Linked DNA regions of Homo sapiens: all the other regions are linked to region 3. Evidence: chromatin loops called from intact Hi-C (ENCODE). Cell type or tissue: sigmoid colon. All regions are shown on one strand.

Evidence for each region. Hi-C counts contacts between places; a loop is a spot of excess contacts. Peaks named below come from ENCODE experiments on the same cell type or tissue, not always from the same donor. Only the 100,000 strongest peaks of a DNase experiment are listed, where the experiment ranks them.
Region 1: a loop joins it to region 3, with 3 times the contacts of the local background. A loop is called at or near these places in 52 of 110 quality-filtered maps.
Region 2: a loop joins it to region 3, with 12 times the contacts of the local background. A loop is called at or near these places in 10 of 110 quality-filtered maps.

The regions. Positions count from the first base shown.
Region 1 is chr11:2,195,081-2,200,080 of GRCh38, reverse strand. No RefSeq gene overlaps it. Among named protein-coding and RNA genes, the nearest start is that of MIR4686, 25 kb to the right of the region's middle. In sigmoid colon, CTCF peaks have their summits at 2,695 and 4,966 (motif pointing right); a DNase peak (open chromatin) is centred at 2,690; H3K27me3 peaks cover 1,124 bases.
Region 2 is chr11:2,776,429-2,781,428 of GRCh38, reverse strand. KCNQ1 (potassium voltage-gated channel subfamily Q member 1) reads right to left here. Exons shown (of 16, transcript NM_000218.3): 14 at 4,397-4,443; 15 at 3,392-3,453. Among named protein-coding and RNA genes, the nearest start is that of KCNQ1OT1, 79 kb to the right of the region's middle. In sigmoid colon, a CTCF peak has its summit at 2,098; DNase peaks (open chromatin) are centred at 858, 2,078, 2,588 and 3,098; H3K4me3 peaks cover 864 bases; H3K27ac peaks cover 789 bases.
Region 3 is chr11:2,530,489-2,535,488 of GRCh38, reverse strand. The region is part of intron 2 of KCNQ1 (potassium voltage-gated channel subfamily Q member 1); the gene reads right to left. Among named protein-coding and RNA genes, the nearest start is that of KCNQ1, 88 kb to the right of the region's middle. RefSeq lists a silencer at 1,767-1,927 and an enhancer at 2,684-2,793. In sigmoid colon, CTCF peaks have their summits at 2,336, 2,538 (motif pointing left), 3,721 and 3,922 (motif pointing right); DNase peaks (open chromatin) are centred at 948, 1,538, 2,538, 3,918 and 1 weaker place; H3K4me3 peaks cover 477 bases; H3K27ac peaks cover 381 bases.

The sequences.
Region 1 (5,000 bases), 340 kb after region 3:
CAGGTGGAACGGCCATCCAGTGCTCACCGGTGTGCCCGGGTAGGTGCCAGGGTGGAGGATGGGCTGGGACACGGGTGGGGAGGGGGATCTGGCCTGCCTTAGGATGCAGACTTAGGCCTCTCGGAGGAGCCCCGGTCCTATCCAGCTCAGGAAGGGGGCTGCTGGGCTGAAACAAGCAACTGGGGAGTCTGGGGACCCAGAAACACCTTGGGGCTCTGGGCTCACACCCTGCTAGCTGCAGGGCTGGCCCCGTGAGCCATCAGAGGAGCCAACAGCGCACCTGCGCTGAACGCTGCACCATGAGCTGACCCCGGGCCCCTGCCACCCTGCCGGCCATACCACATTCAGAGTGGGGCAGCATGCAGTAGGCGCTTATAAAGGCCTCGGCCAGAGTGGCCCAGCAACAAGTCTGCAGCAGGGCAGTCATGGGATGGGCCCCAGCTGTGGCCTGGGGGTTCTGTCCAGGGCCCACTGCAGCAACGGGCTGCTCCTGGAGGTGGGGCATTCTCTGTGCTCAGCCTCAGAGGTCCCTGGTGGATGCCAGGTCACCTGACTGTCCAAAAGTTCCAGCAAAAGGGCCCCTGTCTTGGGAAGGCCCAGGCTGAGGAGGGGAGGATGGCCCGACCTTAGGGGACATAGTCAGAGACTATGCTTTCAAGCCTCCATGGCCTCCCTTGCACGGCAGAGAAGTGGGTATAGAAAGTATGGTCAGGGAGCCCAGTGGAGACGGAGCTGGCCAGCCAGGAAGGACCTAGGTATTCTGGGCAGGAGGGTGAGAAGGGCTCCCTCCTCCAGGCCTGCCCAGGCCGCCTCCTGCTCCAGGCTCCGCTAGCTGCCCCGGGCTCCGCTAGCTGCCCTGTTCCCCGCACCACCACGTCCCCTCACGCCTGCGGCAGGGAAACAGGAGATGCTGTGGTTTTGTGACGTCTGCCCTCATGTCCCCAGCTGGAGGCCCTCTGCGGGTCAGCCTGTCTGACTCTCACCCACTCCTGGTTGTCCCTGTCTGCAGGTGCTGGCTGTGCTGGACAAAGGGCTGTGCCTTGGCTGGCAGTCCTCTAGGCCATTGGTCTGTGGCTGTCTGTCTGTGGTGGTCAACCTGCCCAGGGCAGACAGTGAGCTATGCCAGCCAGGCCCTGGCTCCCACTGCTCAGCTCAGAAGGTCCGGGGCTAGGTATGTCTGTGAGGGCTGTGCTGTGCCGACTTCGGACACCCAGGCGCGAGACCCTGCAGGCACAGGTGACTTTTGGTGCTGGAACAGTTGTATTCCCAGCCAGTAGCCAGGCCTAGCGCTAGTTAAAGGAGGGATGCTGGCCCTGTGGAGGCGAGAGGCCCAGCACCAGGTGGCCTCGTCTTGCTGTCCACCAGAACTGGGACGACATGGGGCTGGGCTGGCCTGTGAATGACCACATGGCAGGCCCAGCTCCTAGTTCTGTGGAGCAGGGGCCACGACCCCTTCCCTGCCAGTGGCTGTGAGGACAGGATCCTGGAGGGGGAAGGGATGCACCCGACATCCCTGGGGTGGGTTTTGAGGAGGAGCCCTCCTGATCCCAGGTGAAGATACTGGCCAGGCCTGGTCCCTGGACAGCCCCTAGAAAGGTGCCGCCTGCCAGGTCTCTGGGTCCTTGAGGTGGGCTCAAGGCCACCTCAGCAGACGACTCATGCCATGTCCCCACCCCGACGTGCATGCCAAGTCCAGTGACTGTGGGGACTCCAGGGGCCCCCACTGGCCCCCTCCTCTGTCCCCTGAGCTGGGCTTTGCCCTGGGAGAAAGGAAGCAGCGAGGTCCTGAGTGGGATGGCACAGGGCACGTGGGGTGTGGGTGATGGAGGACGTTGAGCTGGGTGGGGAGGGGTGGGGCATGTGTGCGGCCTGGCCATGTGGATCCTCCCAGGGGAGCTGAAGCCCAGGGGCCAAGATGCCCCGGCAGTTGGTGCCTGGTTAGGGAGCTGGGGTTGCGGACCGGCCCCCGTTTGTCACTTGCTGGCCTCTCCCCTGCTACCCTGCAGGCTGGGCTGTGGTGCCACACGGTGGTCTCTTTCTGGGCTGGGGTGTGATTCTTTCCTTTCTCCTGTGGTGTAAGAGTGCACAGCTGTGCAGGAGGCCGCCGAGGGCGTGTGTGTGACTGTGTGTGCTGCGCGTAGGGCCGTGTGTGCTGGCATCTGCGCACGCGTGTTTGCAGGGCCCGCAAGTGTGTGTGTGCATGTGTGGTGTGTGGCATGCGACGTGCCTGTAGAGAAAGTGTGTCTGGGGGCCCCACGTCCTCAGGCCTGGCGCCCATTGACCCCCGTTAAGCCCAAGCCCCATGGCTAGATTGTAGGCGGGACTGAGTTGCTTCGGAGACCTCTGCACTCGACTGTGGGAGTCTTATGGGGGCCTCCTGGGACGTGAGCAACCCCTGCCCTGCCTGGCAGTGTCAGCACCTCGGGCGGCCCACGCCTGGCCCCGCCACCCTTCCCCTGCCCCACTCCTGTGGCAGTCACGGTTGAGCCGCACCTCCTGCGGTCCTGTCCCTCCCTCGGGGTCCTGGGGACCAGCCTGGTTCCCTGAGAGCAATCTGATGGAGACCCCCTGAGTCCCACCCCAGCTCCCCTTTCCTGACCCCTTCCCAGCCCCTCTCCTCCTTGAGGAACCAGCACCCTCCTCCTGCAGCCCGGCCACCTGGACATGGGACGAGGGCCCCACCGTGTGGCCACCTGGACACCCTGCAGGGCGGCTCCTCGGCCTGACTTCTGCCTTCAGCACCCAGGGCTCCTCCTCCTCTCCGACTGTACATGTGAGATGGGAGACAGAGACACGGGGACGGGGACACAGAGACAGGGAGACAGAGATGCAGAGAGATGGAGGCGGGGAGACAGAGACGCAGAGAGACAGAGACAGAGAGACAGGGAGACAGAGACACAGAGAGACAGAGATGAGGAGACAGAGGCGCAGAGACAGGGACACAGAGATGGGGAGACAGAGATGCAGAGAGACAGAAGAGAGATGGAGGTGGGGAGACAGAGATGCAGAGATGGAGACAGAGACAGGGAGACAGAGACACAGAGAGACAAAGACAGGGAGACAGAGACACAGAGAGACAGAGAGATGGAGAAGGGGAGACAGAGACATAGAGATGAAGACAGAGATGAGGAGACAGAGACACAGAGACAAGGACACAGAGATGGGGAGACAGAGATGCAGAGAGACAGAAGAGAGATGGAGGCGGGGAGACAGAGACACAGAGATGGAGACAGAGAGACAGAAACAGAGAGACAGGGAGACAGAGACACAGAGAGACAGAGGGATGGAGACGGGGAGACAGAGACGCGGAGACGAAGACAGAGATGAGGAGACAGAGACGCAGGGAGACAGAAGAGAGATGGAGGCGGGGAGACAGAGATGCAGAGATGGAGACAGAGACGGGGAGACAGAGACACAGGGAGACAAAGACAGAGAGACAGGGAGACAGAGGGAAGGAGACGGGGAGACAGAGGCACAGAGATGAAGACAGAGACAAGCAGACGGAGATGCAGAGACAGGGACACAGACACGGGGAGATAGACAGACAGAAACAGAGAGACGGGGGAACAGAGACGCAGAGACAGGGAGACACAGATGGGGAGACAGAGATGCAGAAATGGAGAAAGAGATGGAGATACAAAGACAGAATTAGAGAGAGACAGAGATGGGAAGAGAAACAGAGACAGAGACAGAAGCAGAGAAATAGAGACGCAAAGATAGAGACAGATGGGGAAGAGACAGATAGAGATGGAGACAGACAGACAGAGACACAGATAGAGATAGACAGAGATGGGGAGAGAGGCAGGTAGAGACAGAGGCAAACAGAGAAACAGAGACTGATGAGGCCACACACCCATCCTTCTGTTCACCTCAAACCCTCTACCCCTCTCCCTGCTACAGATGGAGACCCCCATGACCTGTGTGGTCCAGAACCCAGGTCTTCACCTCCCCCCAGTGTTCCTGGGCCCACCGGTTTCTCGAGGATAATAGTGAGCATGGCGGTGGCTGGAGCCCAGAGCCAGCTGGGCCACAGCACAGCCCAGGGACGGCCCACCCTCTACCAGGCCAGATTCAGCCCCCTGATGCCAAGACCCCAGATCCAGCCCAGGCCCAAGCTGACCCCTGCCACATCTGCCCCTGTGAGTGGTGCCCACGAGATCTGATGCCCTGACTCACAGGCAGGGGTGGGCACCGGCCCCCCATCTTGGCAGGCCAGGACGCCCTCCTCCCAAGATGCCTCTTCCTCAAGGAGGTGGAAGCAGCCTGGCTCCCCTAGTCTGAAGGCCTGGGCCCCGCTGCCACTCACTGTCCACAGGCTTCCGTTTTCCCACCTGTGGAATGGGGGTGATGGAAATACAGCCCCAGGGCGTCGTGGTGCTGCACAAATTTGCGAGGCCACCAGTGCCCTGCAAAGCTGGGGGGTGCCCCATTGCGAATACCTCAGCGCAACCCTCCCCGGGGGCGGGAAGCGGGGAGCAGCCTTGCTCAGGGCTGGGGTCTGAACTTGGAGCCGCGTGGCCCCCCAGAACAAGCCAGGGCCTGACTGCATGAGTGCTCACTGCATGGCCGGTTTGCTAAGGGTGGGCTGGCCAATTCAGAAGGGAGGAAAGAGCCCTTGGTGGGAGTCAGTGAGGGGCAGAGGTCCTCTCAGGCCTCCAGAGACCTTTCGAGAAGCCCCCTGCTCCTACCTGGGTGTCTGGGAGCTGTGTGGAAGTGTCCCTAGAAAATTCTACCCCTGACTGACCATGTCAGGGACTTGGGGAGCCCAGAGGCATCTGGGAAATTGGGGCCCATGGGCACCCACCTTCAGTGCACCCGATGCCAGCTGGCCCGGGGGCCCCTGAGGTGCCCACAAATGTCCCCACAGACTGCCCTGTCAGGTTTGCCTGCCAGGCCCCTCCCCGGGCAGGGAGGGGGCTTTGTGGACCCCCAGCCTCTTTCCGGCACAGGCGGCCGGGAGCGAGGTTATGCCGCAGATGGCCGCAAGGGGGTGCCAGCCT
Region 2 (5,000 bases), 250 kb before region 3:
CCCCAGCCTGCCCCTGGCCTCAACCCTCCTCAGCCTCTCCATACGGACTTTGGGTGATATGAAACCCCTCCTTGCTCTCTCTACCTCATCTCCCACCCCTGTCTGTGTCCTCCTTGGGACCAGCTCTTCACCTAACTAGCTGTGTGACCTCAGGCGACCACTCAGCCTCTCTGAGCCTCGGTTTCCCCATCTGTAAAAGAGGATTTATGTGGGCATTTGAGCAAATAAGAGTCCTCTCCAGGATAAAGAAGACAATAATCTAAGATGAAAACAGAAAGGGCATGAGGCAGCTTTTGTGACTTTTGACCCTAAGGACACAAGCAGGAGTCAAACCCTCTCATTTGACAGGGGAGGGAGGCCCGCAGGAAGTAGACTCGCTGTGAGGAGGCCCCTGGATCTGCGGGTGTGGGTGGGTTTCTGCTCTCCACACCCTGGAGTGAGGCAGAACCTAAGCCACCAGGACAGGCACAGGGGTGGAAGGGATCCCTGGAATGGGGACGTCCTGCAAGGTAGTTGGGAGGTCTGTGTTGGAGCAGACACTGCACTGTCAAGCAAGAGTTTTGACGAGCCCGCAGGACTGTGACGAGAAGGGAGACCCCCAGACCCCTCTCTCCAATGTGGGTCCCTGGCCAGGACACCAAGGAAGAAGAGGGCTCCCTGCCAGGGAAACTGAGGCAGCCCTGAACAAGCTCAGCTGGCCTGCACTGGTGAACTCCCTGCAGGGGGACACTCTAGGCCTCCCTGGAGGGGTGCCAGCCAGCTGTGCATCCCGGAGACCTCTCATCCTATGGCTAGGCAAGCTGGCCTGGGGTGGGACTCACTGCACAGCCCAGCTGAGGGGCTGAGCTGAGCTGAGAAAACAGTTGGAGGCTGGGGCCTTGACTCCCTTCCGGCAGGCAGCCAGACCAGCGGGATGAGGTGGGGGAGGGTGCTGGTAGGGAAGGCCAGGGGCTCTGGCTGGGGTTGGCAGGGCCGGCGGGCATTGGCACCGCTGCACGCCTGCTGGGCCTCCGAGGGCCGGGCGGCTGCTGGATTTCCTGCCCCTACTTCCCGAAGTCAGCAGGATTGCGCTTGGGGTATTTACGGTCCCGATGGCTGCACTGATAACGGAGAAAACTCGAGCCAGGCTGTGCCACCAAGCCCTCCAGGCCCAGCCAGGCCCTTTCCTAGGGTCTGTCCCTGAGGGGTGCACCAGTCAGTGGCAGGGCAAGGACCGGGTAGGCTACCACCTACCCACCTAGGTCAGCACAGCTCTGTCAACTCCTTGATGGGCAGCCAGGTTCCAGGTAGACCCCTCAGCGGGGCTGAGATTTAGTGTCGACTGTGGGTGCCACTCACCACCTCAGAGACCCCAGGCAGAGGACTCGAATGTAATGGCAGGGAGCCAGGGCCCACCAGGGCTGTGCATGCAGAATCTACCAGAATCCTCGTGGCCCCGGCTCAGAGCCTGACAGGGCACCAGGATGTGGCCCCAGCCTTGTTCTTAAACCTTGCCCTAGGGATCAGGGACTCCGGAAAATGCTTCCCTTTGTTGCTCAGATGTGAAGAAATTGGGTGCATAATTTTGTGCCTTCAAGGCCAGCGCTGGCCCCTCTGCAGGCCCCCACACCGACCTTGGCTGACTGAGGACTGTGTCCTTGTTCCCAGGCCCCAGCAGGCTGCTGGACGGCTGCTGTGCACGTCAGGAAGGGGCCATTGCACTTCAGGAGGCCCTGTCTGCCACCCACCATCACCCCCGCAGGATGCCAGACTCCAGGTCTGGGCTTAGAGGGTGGCCTGTCCCATGGAGCAGGGGCAGAGCCGTAAGAAAGGTCTGGGACAGTAGTGTAGGCAATGGAACCAGAGCTTGGCAGGGAGTGGCGGGGAAAGGCGGGGGCTGTCCCCAGCCTGTGCTGTCCAGAAAGGGCCACCGACACTCCTGCACGTCAGGGATGTTCACGCCCCGCCTGCCTGGCTGCAGCCGAGATGGAAGCAGGAGTGGAGGCTGGGGAACTGGGTGCCACTCCCTGTCTCTACCACGGCTTTCCTTGATGTCTAGAAACTCCTGGCCATGCCAACAACACAGGGTACCCGGCCCTGCTGTACTGGGTGTGCCAGCCAGGAGTCACCCAGCCCTTGCGCAAAGAGAAAGCCAGGGAAACACCGTGTTCCCCGGGCAGCAGAGAGGCCAAGGCTTCTGGGCCTCTGAGCTTGCCAATCCTGTGAGCTGACCTCTCCCGGGTCTTGCTTCCTGTCCTGCCAGATGGGCGCTATCTCCCACTGGGCCATCTGCCTGGCAAAGGTCTGCACCAGCCCTGCTCAGGTCTGTGCTGACAGAGGGTGGCCAGGCCCATGGGACTCAGGGTACTGTGGTCACACAGCCCCATGGGGCCAGGCACCTGAACACCAGCCTTCGCTCTTTCTGCATGACCCAATTTGCTGGTCTCAGGGCCCCACGGCCGCCCCAGGCCATGGGCAGATGGTGCCAGGTGGGGAGAGGGTGACGCTGCAGGTCCTGGGGGCCAGGACGGGTGGGGCAGGAGCAGGAGCCTGGGCCGGGCTGTGCCTGCCCCGCCTGCCCGGCTGCAGCCGAGATGGAAGCAGGCCAGAGCCAGGCGTTGCCAGGGAAACCGGGCGGCAGACGCACTCCCTGCCCAACTGAAACTCCTCTATTTTTAGCCTCTCAGCTACTTTCAGATAAAGTCCATGTAGACGGACTTGCTGTTCGGCAAGATAACAGCCCGCTTCAAACCACAGAGACTTCAAAGGGCAGTGGTGGGCTCAGCCATGGGCCCGAGAAAGGCCCTCCCACCGCCCAGATCCCCCGGCAGCTCCCAGGGTGCCTGGGGGAGAGGCTCCGGCCTGAGGGACCGAGTGATGGGCACAGAGCCTGGTGGGGAGTGGGGGCCTGGTGGGTTCGGGGTGAACAGAAGATGCCTCTCTTCCCATGAACCCATCCCAGCTGGGCCCTGCACCTCCCTGAGCCCTCGGCCGGCCCCAAGTGGAGGCCCCAGACAGCTGGGCCCAGGAGAAGGCTGGGATGTGAGGCCAGCTTCTGCCACCCTCCACTCAGGACACAGCCAGGAGGCTCGCAGAGCACAAAGCAGACTACGAGAGGCAGCGGGAAAGAGCTGGGGGGAGGGGGCACTTGGTGCCACCTGCCAGTAAAGACGCCACTTGTCAGAGGATGAGAAACCAGCCTGGCCTGGCTCCTTCCATGGGGGACCAATGCCCCGCCAGGTGGGCAGTGGGCCTGGGCCCCTCTTGGGAGTTGCTGGGCAGGCTGCAGTAGGCACTGGCGGGAAGGTGGGGAGGCCTGCAGGAGCTTCACGTTCACACGCAGACCACAGGGAGGTGCCTGCTGGCCCCAGGACGCTAACCAGAACCACCGCAGGCCGGCGCGTGAGCCTACCTTGTCTTCTACTCGGTTCAGGCGGGCGCCGATCGTGTTGCTGCCGCGATCCTTGCTCTTTTCTATGGGGGATAAAACACCCAAATCAGGGCCAAGTGCTGGGGTGGGCCGGGGACCCCAGCTGGGCTTGGGAAGTGGGGTGGTAGGGCTGGGGGAGGTAGCTGAGAGTCAAAATGCCTAAACCTACTAGGACATTTTTAAAAAGCATGCTATGACAAAAATACCAGGGGTGGTACGGTGGCCGGGCATGGCTGCAGCTGGGGACCTGGGCTCCATCCTGCTCCACGCTCTCCACCTCTGACCTCTGAGAGCCCTAGGGGGCTGCCTAAGCTGGCCACACTGCCAGCTGTGCAAGCCCATGCCATTCCACTCCCAGGGCGACACAGGCCTGACTCCAGGCTGGGGGCACAGCCATTCCGCTGCTCCGTTACACCAGCCCACACTATGAGCCGTGGCTGCTGTTTGCATCTGGGCTAGGGAAACCCCAGGGAATGTGCCTTTTCCCTGTCATTCCCCGGAATGACTCACAGCCCCGTGTCCAGGGGACCCAAGGAATTTGGTCAAGGAGCCAGAAAACCAGCCCCCAGGCTGCAGCCAGGTGCTTCTGTCCCTCTCAACTTGAGCCCTGCAAGGCCCCCACCCATAGTCTCTTGAATTCTGGGCTGGCAGCTCACCCCACCCAAACCCCACCCCAGGATCACCCCCTTCTGCAAAGTTGCCCTGGGTTCATGTTTCCACACCTAGAGCCTAACCTCAACGCCCTGGAATTTAAAGGGACCCAGGTAGGTTCTTATGAAACCTGAATATTCCTTTGTAAAATGTACTTTGGAGCCACTTTGCTAAGGGTGGGGTCTACCTCCCCTTACTCCCTGGCTTTCATTTCATGTCATGCACTTTGGAGGTGCAATGGCCCATTCTGACATCATGGGGAGAGCCAGGAGGGCAGAGGTGCGGGAGAGTCCATTGCAGGCTGCTGGGCCCAGAGTAACTGACACAGAAACCCACCTGAGACGGAGATGAACAGTGAGGGCTTCCCAATGGACTGGTCCAGCCTGGAGAGAAGGACACAGACACCAGTTCACACCTGGCCCTGGCACTGCGCAGATGCACTGTCGTCTGTGGGACAGACAGCTTGACGTGCCCGGCAAGACAGTGGACTGTCCACCCACTCTGGGGACACCCCCGACCCTAAGGCCTGCCAGGTCACTCCCAACCCCCCAGAGGGCCATGCTCCCGAGGGGGCTGAGCAGGGATCTCGGAAAGGGGGAGTCGGTGGGCTGCCTCTCAGACTTCCTCCCTGGGGGTAGGAGTGGGAGGCAGTGGATCAGCCATGGGCAAGGCAGCCTGACCCCTCGCCTGTGGCCAGGATGGACACGGGCTCCCAGCCATGCCCTGTAACACACGGAGCTAGTTCCCAGGCGAGCCCATCTCGGAGGCACAGCTGCTCTGAGTCTGTGCAGGCCCGGGAGGATGGTGCTAGCTCCATGGGAACACATTAGCTCCCCACAGTCAGGGTCTCCAGCTCCAGGCCAGTCTGGGGGAGACCCGTGCGGTGGGGCCTGGCACCAGGCAGTGTCTTCCCAGGGCTGGGCCTGGCCCCTTGCTCAGA
Region 3 (5,000 bases):
GCTCCGGAGAGCCGGCCAAGTCACTTCTCCTGTCCCCACAGGGCAGTGGCTTCAAGTTCCGCTTGGTGGATTCTGAGCCTTTGTTCTTGGAACTCTTGCCGGGACATCAGGGGTCGACCCTGACCCGGGAGGAGCCTTGGCAGCTGAAGCTGGGTGGCAGCTGAAGTTCAGCCCACCTGGGTGTCCCCAGCTGCCCCAGACAGACACTTGGGCCTACCCTGCTCCACCTGCCCCTGGTCCACTTTCACCTTCGCTACCCTTACCCGCCCAAAGCCTGCAGGCCAGTGTCTAGCGTCCTTTCACCCTGAACAGGCTCCGAGAGCCTCTGTCTCCCTGGGGTGGGCTCCAGGCAGGTCTCAGGACAGATGAGTGAGAAGTTTCTCCTACAGGCTCATGGGGCAGTGACCTGAAGTCTGGCTGGGCAGAGCTGCAGGCCACCCCGTGCCCTGGGGGCTGTGCAGACAGAGGGCCCACATCTGTCAAGTCCTCTGGGCCTAGCTCCAGGGGCTCAGTGCAGACAGGAACCAGGGCTCCAGCCCGCACATACACAGGGCCCTGCAGTGAGGATCCCAGGGGTGCGGAATCTCAGTCCAGCTCTGCCTTTCATGAGCCCATGGGCTGCTTGCACATAGATCCTGGCACACAGTAGGTGCTTAATAAAGATTTGCTGGCTGAACAAATGCAGGCGGAAACAACCCTGCCAGGGAGAAGACGACCGCGTTCTGAAGCCTCAGAGTGGCCTGGGTGGTGGGGACCGGTCTTAGCTGGGTAGCTCCCAAGTGACAGGGACAAAAAGGCAAGTGAGCCCACAGGCCCACAGAGGGACACAACTCTTCCCAGAGCACCCTGCAGCCCTGAGGAGGGAGTGGGTACCCCCGTCCCTGGGCAACCAGTCTAGTGGGGAGTTGCCCCCGAAGCAAGTGTGCAGGACGGGGCTTCGTCAGACCCATAGGAGCTCACCAGGCAGGGCGAGGCAGGCAGGGAGGAAGACAACCCTCAGCGGGCGGCAGCTGCAGAGGGAGTCAGACCTCGGGGTGGGTGGAGGAAAATCCTGAGTCACCCACTGGTTCCCCAACCTGGGCAAAGGTGCCTTTGCTCTGCGTCTTTTCCCGGCAGCGGCAGAAATGGTGCTGCGGGAAACCGCCCCAGGCCGTGCGCAGAGCAGGCTCCTCATCAGAGCAGCTGCGGGTCCCAGGTGAAAAACACCAGGTGAGGACCTGCGGGCCTGCGGGCGCCCTGAGCAAGTGGAGGCCAGGGCGCTGAGGACAGGACCCGACCTTGTTCCACAGAGAGGGCCGCCCAGGGCCGTCACGGAGGCCCAGAGACTCCCTACAGGGTCTCACTTTGCTGCTGGGAGGGAAACTGAGGCCTTGCTCTGAGCTGGGAGGGAAACTGAGGCCTCGCTGTGTGCTGAAGGCGCAGCAGAAACCCAGGCAGTGGAGGCTGCAGCTGGCGGGAGGGGTGGGCCACCGGGCGGGGCGGAGGGAGCCTCAGCAGAGGGGAGGAAGCCGCAGCGATGACCTCATCCCCTAGGCCTCCGGGGCCGCAGCTCACGGGGTTTTTTAACCACAGGCATTGCAGGACAATTCCCTGGTATGTTCACCACCAAAGGCGCGGACTAGCCGTGTTTGTGTTGTGCTTTTGAGTGCCTCTCTCTTTGTGTGGAGTTTGACAAAAGCTGTGATCCTGGAGACAAAAGCCAGGCCCTCACCTGGGCCAGGGCAGGGTCTCTTACTGCAGAGAGCAGGGGGCCAGTTTCTAGCAGCAGCTGGCTTCGGCAAGAAACAGGAGAGCCACCCAAACCGGGAACTCCTTCCCAGGCAAGAACACGCAAAGCACACACACGTCAGACACACGTGTGCACACACACACCAGGCATATGTGTACGCATGTGCGCACGGAGCTACCCACAGGCACGCACACGTACACTGAGTGCACACATGCACACGTGTGCCACTTCCACAGACATGGGTACACAGACGTGCACATGCACGTACGTACACACGTGCACACACAGCCCCCTCTGAATTCAGAAGCCAGGTTGGGGCCCTCTTTGCAGCCCAGGAAGTGGCTCTCCTCCCTGGGAGGCCTTGAGGAAATCTCCCTGCCCAGCAGATTTCCGACGTGGTGTTCACGTGGTGTTCACGGTGCCGGCCGGACCCCAGCCGAGACCAGATTCCTCCCGAAATGGCTTTTTCAGGCCCACCGCATATCCCTGGTTCAGCAGAATGCCTAATCCCTCCGAGGCCGCGCTGGGGTTTCCTTAGCAGTGCTGAGATAACAGCTTTCTGGCACTGCAAAGCTGGGCGTACGAAAAGAAACGAGAAAACAGGGGCTCCCTGGGAACACATCGCTTTGATCCATTTTTTCCCCCAACATTTAAACATCGTGCTCTCGGAATCCCTCATGCGGGTCCTGCACCCGCCCGGCCCCTCCTGGGTTCCCCAAGGCTGTGGTTTGGGCTCCCCGCGCTCAGCACTCCTTGGCGGGTGCCAGCAGCTCCTGAGTTGCATGTAGCACGAGCGCCCTCTGGCGTCTACAGGCCTTCCCGCCGCCTGGCCCCAAGGGCTGCAAACACCTTTGCTTCTCGTACCTCCCCGAAGCGCCCCCAACCGTCCTTCCTGCAACCCTGCACAGCCTCCCTCTGCTGGAATCAAGAACCCAACAGCCGTCCTCACTCCTCCAGGCCTGAAGCCTCGGGAACCTGCTGTCAGGTGACTTCTGCCTGTGCTCTGATCCCCACAGCCCTGTGCCTGCTGTCCGCTGGAAGCTGTGAGCCCTGGGAGGGGTCCCTGCCTGCCCCGCCAGCACCAGCTTACCTCCTTCTCACTGTGCCCCTCCCACCTGAGCGCCCCCTCCTCCAAGCAAGTGGTCACTGTCTCCCCACCCAGAGCCCACGCCTCAGTCTCGGCCCTGATGTGTCTGTACATCCGCCTGTCAAGGCCAGGCCCACGGCTGCCTCACTCTCTGCTGTGTCCCCAACGTGCCCCCACCATGGCCATGACTGAGTGACAGCTGGACCCTCAAATCCCCTTGAAGGATTTGTTTCCACGCGGCCAGTGCTTCGAGAGACTGCTGGGAAGTGTGGCAAGGCGAGTGGGAGGGTGTCTCCATCACGCAGGGGCAGCTGAAGCCGGGAGCACATACCAAGCTGGGTCATCCTCGCTGGGCAACTCTGGCCTATGCATTTGATGCAGGGAGGGACATGCACGGCCAGGAAGCGCCATGCAGAGCTTGTGGGGTTAGCGCAGCCACGGGGTCCCACCCTCAGGGAGTGTGGAATGGCCTGAGGCAGACAGATGCTTGTGAGCCTCCCAGAGCCCCATGAACCCAGAACAGGGCAGGTCGGCGGGGATGGTGTGCAGGATAGTGCCAAGCAGAGGCCTGAAACCTGACAAGAGGCTGAGTGCTGACACTCCCGAGGACAGCCAGGTCCAGAGAAGAGGGCTTGCAAAGGCCCTGGGGCAGCCAGGAATGTCCAAGGCTTGGCCTGGAGTGAGTGAGCCCAGGCTGGGTGAGGTGGGGTGGGTAGTGTTACAGGTGATGGGCCTGAACGTGGCACCACCTTGGGGAATGTAGCCTAAACGTCACAGGGAGCTTCTGGAATGATCAGGTTTTTGTCTTAGAAAGTCCTCCCCAGCTGCTGTTTGCAGGGTTGCCTGGTGAGACGCAAGGTGTGGCAGGGAGGCAGCTGGCATGACAGATAAAGGGACAAGGGAGGCGGCCAGGGTCTCTCTGCCTTCCAAGCAGTGGAAAAGGCAGAGGGGACTGCAAGGGGGACTACAGCAGAAAGGGGGCTCTATGCTTGGGGCCACGGGCTGCTTCTCTGCCATGCCACCCCGGAGGAGAGGGAGCTGCAGGGCAGTGAAAGGGCCGGTTCCTGCTGACCAGGGGTTTGTGGCCACAGTTCAGCAAATAGCCACCAGGTGGCGCACAGACCCCAGGGATGCGCAGACAGTGGGCAGGGCTGCTGGGATGAGGACCATCTTGGAGGCTTCCCTGGGGGCACAGCTCAGCACTGTGTAGGGTCTGCCCTCCTGCCTGGGCAGGGCTGCATCCTAGGGAGCAACCCTACCTGGTCTGCTCCATGCCCCTGTCCCCTGCCTGGTTTAGATGCCGCATGGGGGCCTTGGGGTGCTGCTGGTGATTCTAGGGCTGCAGACGGGCACATGAAGCCCAGGGCACGTCTAATTCTCGAGCTGCAGACGGGCATGTGGAGCCCAGGGCACGTCTAATTCTCGAGCTGCAGACGGGCATGTGGAGCCCAGGGCACGTCTAATTCTCGAGCTGCAGACGGGCATGTGGAGCCCAGGGCACGTCTGAAGGTCCCTGCAGGTCCAGCCTGGGTGCAGGCTTCTCCAGGCTTCGCCCTCCCAGCTGCCTGGGAGATAACCACCTAGGAAGTGAGGACCTGAACTTGGACGCTGTGGTGCTGACAGACAGCCCTGGCTGGGCAGGAGCACCTGGGTGGGCTCACGTTAGCACCGGGGCTCCATTTAAAACCAGGCAAGTCCCAGGCCACCTGGGGGCGAGGGGCTAACCACCTAGATCCAGGTTAGTACGTGAGGGATGGGACAGGCAGGATCTCACGTCTCACACACAGCACAGGCATGAACACACGTACATACACATAGGTACACACACGCAGCGACACATAGCTATACATAAATACACACAACACAGCCATGCATAAACATACAATACATGCTCACAGGCGCACACTACAATGTGCCTATATGTGGCCACATTCACACATGTACACGCTCAGATACACATGTGCACACATGTACACACATTGAAACAGAGCCAAACATGCGTGAAAGTCCCCACGTGCTCATGTGTATGCACACTTACATAATACTCAGATACAGATGCACACTTAAGCACACAGCTCACCCATAAACACGCACATGCGTGTACACATTCCCGTGCATGTGGGCACTCACATACACACATGTACACACACCTGCAGAGGTACAAAGGGCCTCACACGGAGACTC